Linked DNA regions of Homo sapiens: region 2 is linked to region 1. A link is a contact called in ENCODE Hi-C or POLR2A ChIA-PET data. All regions are on one chromosome and are shown on one strand. The core of a region is the stretch at or near the end of the contact, and the rest is flanking DNA. Distances in the headings are between cores, read along the strand shown.

Evidence for each region. A loop is a pair of places that touch in the nucleus more often than their neighbours do. ChIA-PET counts read pairs that join two places held with the same protein, here RNA polymerase II (POLR2A). Pooled maps may share reads with other maps.
Region 2: a loop to region 1 is called in a map of MCF 10A, with 16 times the contacts of the local background. The contact joins two enhancer-like sites. A Hi-C loop is called at or near these places in 1 of 168 maps with a recorded cell type or tissue (MCF 10A) and 2 of 50 pooled maps. POLR2A ChIA-PET finds 5 or more read pairs at or near these places in 1 of 52 experiments (MCF 10A).

Annotation. Positions count from the first base shown.
Region 1 is chr1:208,805,480-208,809,503 of GRCh38, reverse strand. No RefSeq gene overlaps it. Among named protein-coding and RNA genes, the nearest start is that of LINC01717, 79 kb to the right of the region's middle. Within about 2 kb of position 1,988, at least 2 of the 41 ENCODE cell types and tissues checked have a DNase peak (open chromatin) inside an H3K27ac peak, as active enhancers do.
Region 2 is chr1:209,354,175-209,358,733 of GRCh38, reverse strand. No RefSeq gene overlaps it. Among named protein-coding and RNA genes, the nearest start is that of LINC01698, 16 kb to the left of the region's middle. Within about 2 kb of position 3,218, at least 3 of the 41 ENCODE cell types and tissues checked have a DNase peak (open chromatin) inside an H3K27ac peak, as active enhancers do.

The DNA of each region.
Region 1 (4,024 bases), core at 739-3,238:
AGTGGTTCTCAACCCTGGCTGCACAGTGGAATCACCTGGAGGGATCTTTTTAAATTCCTAAAAAGTTAAACACAAATTTTTTAGCATGGAACCCAAAATTCCCCAAGTGATCCCAATGTCAGTCAAGTTTGAGAACCACTGGTATAAAGGAAAGAATATTAGCGGAGGAGTTAGACAAGCCTCAGTTCCAAAGCTGCCTCTTTGTCTTATCAGCAGAGCCTGCTCTTCTGTAAAATAGAGATAAGCATACCTACCTCATATGATTATGTTACTTTTTGTGAAGATTAAACAAAATCCTCCATGTTAAGCACTGGGATTTTTAGCCATGTTATATGCTGTATGTCTTCAGGGCTTCATTCACCCATTAGCCTGGTGATTGAAGCATTCAAAATGACTTTCTGCTGAGAATCTTGGTTCTGCCTGTGGCATTCTCTCAGCTCACCTGATGACAGGTGGAATGGCTTCCTTTTAGGTATTCTCCTTGCAGGCCCCTCAGCTTTCAGAAAGGAAGTTATTCCTGCATGCCCCAGCTCAATGTCCTCTTATGTCATAAGAATTTCTATTTAATTGGCCACACAGAATATCTGGGTTTTAGTTATTTTCCAGGAAGAATCATTTTGAACTCATACTCACTCACTATTTATTAAACATTCTGTCGAGCAAAATACTTTCCGGGAAGATGGCTTAAAATATTGAAGACATTCTAACTTCCAGACAATTTAAGCTTTTTCATTCAAAAAAGGAAAAGAAAAAAATAAGAAAATAGTATTGCTTATCTAGCATCTAAATATCAGGGACTAGAGATATTGTGATAGTTTCAGTTGTCATGTAGCTTGGAGTCTAGTCAGGAAGACAAAAAAAAAAAAATCAAGTCATACCACAAACACATGAGAAATCGCAACCTTGGCAAATGCTGTGAAGGAAGCTTACATGATGCTATGAACCTCTAACAAGTTCAGACAGAGTCAGGGAGGTTAAGGTGGCTCTCCCACAGATGAGGGTTAAGCTGAGATGTCAAGAATGACTAGGAATTAACCATGGGGAGGTAGAGGGGGAGCATTGCAGACAAAAGGAATTGCAAGCTCAAAAAAGCTCTGTGGCAAGAGTGTATTCTTTTTGCTCCAATGTTCTTTGCTTCTTGCCTTTCCTTCCTTTTCCTTGTTACTTCATGGTCTCAAAATGGCTACCACAGCTCCAGACATGGAGTCCACATTCAAGTAGAAAAAAGGGAAAGGAGAGCAACACTAGCTCTATCTGTCCCTTTTATCAGAAGTCAAAATCTTTTCTAGAAGTCCCCCAGCAGGCTTCCCTTTTATATCACTGGCCAGAAAGAGGGCAAATGCTCATACTTAAGTCAATCCTTGGCAAAGAAGAATAGATCAACATGATTCGTCTAAATCAGGAGATCTCTTCCTTTTATTCCAAGGTGAAATATGACTTTTCTAAGCAAAGATGCTGTTGCTGCAGGGATGCTATTGTAGGCTCTTAAAAGTGTCTACCACTGTGGCTATGGCAGTAGTCCAAACACAAGATGGGGTGATATTTAGGAAGTTACAACAGCAGAGCTCATGATTCATTTACCACGAGGATAAGAAAGCAGAATCATCCTATGCAGCAAGTCACCACATGAGCTCAGGTAAGGAGTATGGCTCTGCCAAAAGCAGAGTTTCTGAACTTAGGCTTAGTGATATTTTGGACTGTATAATTCTTTGCTGTGAGTGGCTATCAAGTGCACTGTAGGATGTTCAACAGTCTCCCTGACCGCTACCCACTCAATGCCAGTAGCATCTGCCCAGCAGTGACCAAGTCTCCAGTCTTTGCCAAATGTTCCCTGGAAGAAAAGTCATCCCCTATTGTAAACCACAGCCTTAGAGAATTCCTCCTACTGAATATGACTATGAGTAATATAATGACAGGGCAGGGCTAGTGGGAGGCAAGGGAGGTACCCAGGGCACAGAATTTCAGTAGGCACTTGCACAACCCTGACAGTGGATGTCTCCTTAAATTTTGTGCCTTCAGAGCCTCACTGGGCTCTCCCAATATCTGACGGTGTAGTAGTAGCCCATATTTCAACAAAAATAAACATTCTACTTGTTGTTTCTTGTTCAAGGATGTGTTAAAGACATTGCCCTTTATGAAACACAGAGTTCTGTTTATGAGAAAACCCAGGAGAGCTCCTGCCCATTTTTTGTCCAGAGAAGAGACATGTTTTTCCTAAGCCACTAATTTGCTTTTATCTGATGAATGTTGTAAATGGTGTAATCTTTTGTTTTCCTTTTTGCATTGATTGTTATTAAGTTGTTTCCCCCTTTTTTGTGACATTGGCTCCTATAGAACTTGAAAACCAAATTTGTGGCTTACTTCAAGTTTGTAGAATATTCATTCTAGCCTTATTCCTGACTATATTTTAAGTTCCTGCCTTTGTTTTTCATTTCCATTTTGACTCAGTTTTTATTGGTGTTATTTTACATTTGATGTATTCTTATAAAATACCTTAAATATGTTTGAAACTAATATCATCAAGTACCCAGCATGGGGCCTGGCACGCAGAAGACATTTGATACATAGAAGTTTCCTTTCTTCATGTTGAGATAGAAAAGTGAGGCACTGCGTGGGACAGCTGTTTGTAATGGCCAAGTGCTCTAGAAGTGTAAGAGTAAAGGCTTCCAATAAAATCCAACACTGTTTTATTTTTTAAAAGTCTAGTAAACTAGGTATTGAAGGAACATACCTAAAAATAATAACAGCCATGTATGACAAACCCACAGCCAACATCATACTGAATGAGCAAAATCTGGAAGCATTTCACTTGAAAACCAGCACAAGGCAAGGATGCCCTCTCTCACCACTCCTATTCAACATAGTATTGGAAGTCCTGACCAGAGCAATCAGGCAAGAGAAAGAAATAAAGGGACTGGGTGTGGTGGCTTATGCCTGTAATCCCAGTACTTTGGGAGACCGAGGCGGGCAGATAACGTGAGGTCATGAGTTCGAGACTAGCCTGGCCAACATGGTGAAAGCCTGTCTTTACTAAAAATATAAAAAATTAGCCAGATGTGGTGGCATGCACCTGTAATCCCAGCTACTTGGGAGGCTGAGGCAGGAGAATCGCTTGAACCCAGGAGGCGGAGGTTGCAGTGAGCTGAGATCATGCCACTGCACTCGAGCCTGAGAGACAGAGTGAGATTCCATCTCAAAAAAAAAAAAAAAAAAGAAAAAGAAAAAGAAATAAAGGGCATCCAAATAGGAAGAGAGAAACTCAAACTATCCCTGTTTGTAGATGACATGATTCTATATCTAGAAAACCCCATAGCCTCGGCTCAAAAGCTCCTTCAGCTGATAAACAACTTCAGCAAATTTCAGCATACAAAATTAATGTACAAAAATCACTAGCATTCCTATACACCAACAGCCAAGCCAAGATCCGAATCAGGAAGGCAATCCCATTCACAATTTCTACAAAAATAATAAAGTACCTAGAAATATAGCTAACCATTGAAATCCTTACAATGAGAATTACAAAACACTGCTTAAAGAAATCAGAGAAGACACAAACAAATGGAAAAACATCTGATGCTCATGAATAGGAAGAATCAATGTCATTGTAATGGCCATACTGCCCAAAGCAATTTACAGATTCAATGCTATTTCTATCAAACTACCAAAGACATTCTTCACAGAAATAGAGAAAAATGATTTTAAATTCCTATGGAACCAAAAAAAAGCCTGCATAGCCAAGGCAATCCTAAGCAAAAAGAATAAAGCTGGAAGCATCACATTACTTTACTTCAAACTATACTACAGGGCTACAGTAACCAAAACAGCATGGTACTGGTACAAAAACAGACACATAGACCAATGGAACAGTACAGAGAACCCAGAAATGAGGCCACACACCTACAACTATCTGATCTTTGACAAAGGTGACCAAAAAAAGCAATGGAGAAAGGACCCCCTATTCAATAAATGGTGCTGGGGATAACTGGCTAGCCATATACAGAAGATTGAAGCTGGACCCCTTCCT
Region 2 (4,559 bases), core at 1,969-4,468, 550 kb before region 1:
ACATGGATTATTTGTTTTAAAAAACAAATGACACACGTAGTAGGCAGACTAATGGCCCCTTCTCCAAAATGTCCTCACCTTAATTCCTAAAACCTGTGAATATGTGAGGTGATATGGCAAAAGGAGCTTTGAAAATGTAGTTAAGTTAAAGAGCCTGAGATGGAGAGATGATCCTGGTTTATCTGGGTGGGCCCAGTGTAATCACAGTGGTCCTTATAAGAAGAAGTTAGGAGGGTCAGAGTCATAGAGATTTACACTGCTAGATGTTACACTGCTAATTTTGAAGATGGAGGGAGAGGCCACCAGCCTAGGAATGCAGGGAGCTTTAAGCAGCTAAAAATAGCTAAGAAGCAAATTCTCCCCTAGAGCCTCCAGAATGCAACACAGCCCTGCTGACACCTTGATTTTAGCCCAGTGAGACATCTTCTTCTTTTTTTAAAATACTTTATGGTCTAGGGTACATTGGCAGAATGTGCAGGTTTGTTACATAGGTATAAAAATGCCATGGTGGTTTCCTGCACCCATCAACCCGTCATCTACATTAGGTATTTCTCCTAATGCTATCCCTCCCCTAGCCCCCCACACCTGGACAGGCGTGGGTGTGTGATGTTGCCCTCCCTGTGTCTGTGTGTTCTTATTGTTCAACAACCACTTATGAGTGAGAACATGCGGTGTTTGGTTTTCTGTTCTTGTGTTAGTTTGCTGAGAATGATGGTTTCCAGCTTCATCCACGTCCCTGCAAAGGACATGAACTCATCCTTTTTTTATGACTGTATTGTATTCCATGGTAAAAAAAGGGAATCCTCCCTAACTCATTTTATGAGGCCAGCATCATCCTCATACCAAAACCTGGCAAAGACACAACAAAAAAAGAAAATTTTAGGCCAATATCCCTGAGGAACATTGATGCGAAAATCCTCAATAAAATACTGGCAAACCAAATCCAGCAGCACATCAAAAAGGTTATCCACCACGATCAAGTTGGCTTCATCCCTGGGATACAAGGCTGGCTCAACATACACAAATCAATCAATGTAATCCATCACATAAACAGAGCCAATGACAAAACCACATGATTATATCAATAGATGCAGAAAAGGCCTTTGAGAAAATTCAACAGCCTTTCATGCTAAAAACTCTCAATAAACTACGTATTGATGGAATGTATCTCAAAATAATAAGAGCTATTTATGACAAACCCACAGCCAATATCATACTGAATGGGCAAAAACTGGAAGCATTCCCTCAACTGGTACAAGACAAGGATGCCCTCTCTCATGACTCCCAGTGAGACTTCTGACCTAAGAACTGTAAGGGAATAAATTTGTATGACTAAATTTGTGGCAATTTGTTACAGCAGCAGTAGAAAATGAGCACAACACGTTTCTCAGGCCTGTAAAATCACCGCCCTCTATCGGGCTCTGCTGGGTGGAGGAGGAGTAGGACATGGAAGAGCTTTTGGTTTAGGGACAATCTTTCTTAGGCCATAGTTAAAGTTGGGGAATGTGCACAATCAGCAGTAGGCTAAGAGATCCTCCTTATGAAGAATCACTACTCCGTAAAGTTGGTTTCGAGACTATTTTTAGTTGTTTAATTGTTTCCTTCTCTTTAAACTTGGGAATGCTAGGGATCTGTGCTTACCTTGCGCATTCCTATATCCCTTGAGTAGCACCAAGCCCAGGAGCTACTCAGCCCACAGTCACTTGCTTTTGAATAGAAGGATCAAATTCCAGGAGCTACAGTCTACTCTCTGAAGCTGACCTTCCACCTGATGCAGAAACTCAGGGCTAATTTTCTAGTTTTCTTCTCTCTTTTTGTGCAGCTGGTGTAGAGTTTAAAGAAATTGTGTTCTTTCCTTCACACTCAGATGGTTATTCCTTCTAGATTTCAGAAGCCTAGAATTGAGGTTTCAGCACTTGGACACCCACTCACCCACATTTAAAATCACAAAGAACCATGGCGCTGAAGTGGTAGTTTAATACTTGGTCTGTGGAGATATACACACAAGTCTCTGTAGGATCCTGTTTTCAAAAATTTCAAGAGTGCCATTGGCTGGTGTCTACAAAGAAGAGTTGCAGGATCTCAGAGCAGAACTGAGCCCTGACTCAAGTGTAAGAAAGAGGTTGTTCATCGTCTTCTAGGCTCAAGCGTCCCTAGAGTCCTTCGACTACCTCCTTTCACAAAAGTCTGGGATCCTTGGAGGCATTTCGAGAGGATAGAGTGGGGCTGGTTGTTTCAGTGTCTCTCCAAAGAATGTTGTCAGTTCCCTGTGGAATCCGCCAAGGCCCAAGGCCGTGTGGGGCTCCCAGTGGTGTCAGAAAGGAGTCAAATGCCTACTCCCAAACACAGCATCACTCACTCATCTTGGTTTAAATCTTAAAGGGATAGGAGAAGAAAGAACTTTCTTGCAGATGTGCTTCTTTACCACTGAAAGGAAGCAGCCTTCCTCAGAAAGTGACAACCTCCTTGTTGAAGAAGTAGAACTGAGGCAGGGTCTGAAAGAGCCTTGGGAAGAAGACTCTGGCTCTGGAGGGAGTTGGATTCTATTCTCTCCCAACTCTGAATCACATGACCCCATAATCCTTAGATATAAGCTGGGTCAAGCAGGCTTGCAGTAAACTGTGATCACAAATAGTTAATGGGGGAAACGGTCTCGGCCAGTGCAGTTGAAGATAAAATTAAAGAGCTTGAAGAACACATAATGGGAGGGAGGAAAAGAAAGACTAATTGGTAGAATAAAACCCTGCCCTAAATCTACAGAAATCTTAAATCCACAAAGGTGCAGGATTATAAAACCCATCCATAAGTAACAAGGTGATCCACATAGATTTCCTTCAGCTGTGCGAGAGAGCAGGCTGCTAGCTATGCCCGCTCTAGCTTCTTCCAACATGAATTTGCCGGTTCTTTTCCTGCTCCAGTTTGTCCTCATTTAAATGAAGCTGGTTATGTTTGCACCTCCTGGTTTTGCCTCTGTGCTCGTATACCAAGGAGTTGCCCGTCCCTGCTAAGCAGAGGCACAATCCAGGCGGGAGAAGCAGGGGATTAACATTTGCATGTTGTGTCTCTGTTCCAAGAGCTGTGCAAGGGGTTTCAGCATTTATGGTCTGATGTAATTAAAAGTCATTCTCCACACCCTCTTCTCTTCATTCCCTGGAGGGATTCAGGGAAGGAAGGACATGAAACTTGTCATTGGCTTCTTGCCTGTCAGCAGCTCACAGAGCTGTGGGAGGACAGGGGCCTTTTCTGGGAATTGCATTAGGCAGCACACCTGACCAGGAGTTTCTTGTTTTTGTTATTTTAAAATAAAATCTTGGGGCCGGGGACGGTGGCTCACACCTGTAATCCCAGCACTTTCAGAGGGTGAGGCAGGCAGATCACTTGAGGTCAGGAGTTGGAGAACAGCCTGATCAACATGGCGAAACCCCATCTTTACTAAAAATACAAAAATTAGTCGGGTGTGGTGGTGGTGCATGCCTTTAATCCCAGTTACTCAGGAAGCTGAGGCAGGAGAATCGCTTGAATCCGGGAGGCGGAGCTTGCAGTGAGCCGAGACTGTGCCACTGCACTCCAGCCTGGGTGACAGAGCGAGACTCCATCTCAAAAAAATAAAAATAAAATAAAATAAAAAACAATCTTGATACTAAGTTGTGATAGATCCTGGCCACAGTTTGCCTGTGACTCTTCTACATAAATTCAGCAGCCCAAGGCTGCAACTTTACATGGACATAACTAAAGACTAGTGCTTGTAGTGGACTGATCCCCAGAGGCAACCAGATGCAAATATCGCCAATGTTTTCTCTTCTATGGCCTTCCTCTGCTTTCCTGTCTACTTACTGTAGCGGCCAGTAAAGGCACCAAGCTTAGGGCCGAGGAGCTTTTCAAATATTTTTCTTAGGAAAATATGAAAAAGCCCTCCTCCCCACAACAACAACAAAAAACCCTCACATTGGCTCCATAATTCAAAAAGAAAACCAATGTTTAACTACTGTCTACAAAACATGCCAACTAACTCAAAAGCAACTCAACTCTTAGCTACATGTAAATTTATTTAGTGTGGGATGTGGGTGCATTTTAGTGTCTTTGAAGTAATGCAGGATGCGACCTCTAAAATAAGCTTGCCTGAGGCCCAGGAAAGCTTTGCAGCGTTCTTCTACGTGGCTTCTGGGAAGGCTCCAGCCCCTACAGAAGTAGTGAGGCCTTCAGCGGTTTCTCCTGCACCTGCTTCTGAACACTAGGTGGCAGCACGGAACTTCCTAAGTCTTCTCCAGAGGCTGAGTACAAACCTGAGCAATTCCACCTTAAGAAGGGCCATGCACAGAACCATGCAAAAAGTGCAGTAATTCTTGGACGTGGCTAATCTCTATAATTCACCAGATTGCAGATACAAGTGACAGCTGCAATAGGGGTGATGTTCTCTCATTCGCTGTGTCACCGGGATGCTATTTCGAATTTTCCCGAGATTAGAAAAAGGATTCCAATTGCCCCCAGGGCCTTGCCGTGTAATTTTTATCAGTCTTGATCTGTGAGTTCCCCTAGGCAGCGCGTGTGCCTGTATGTGT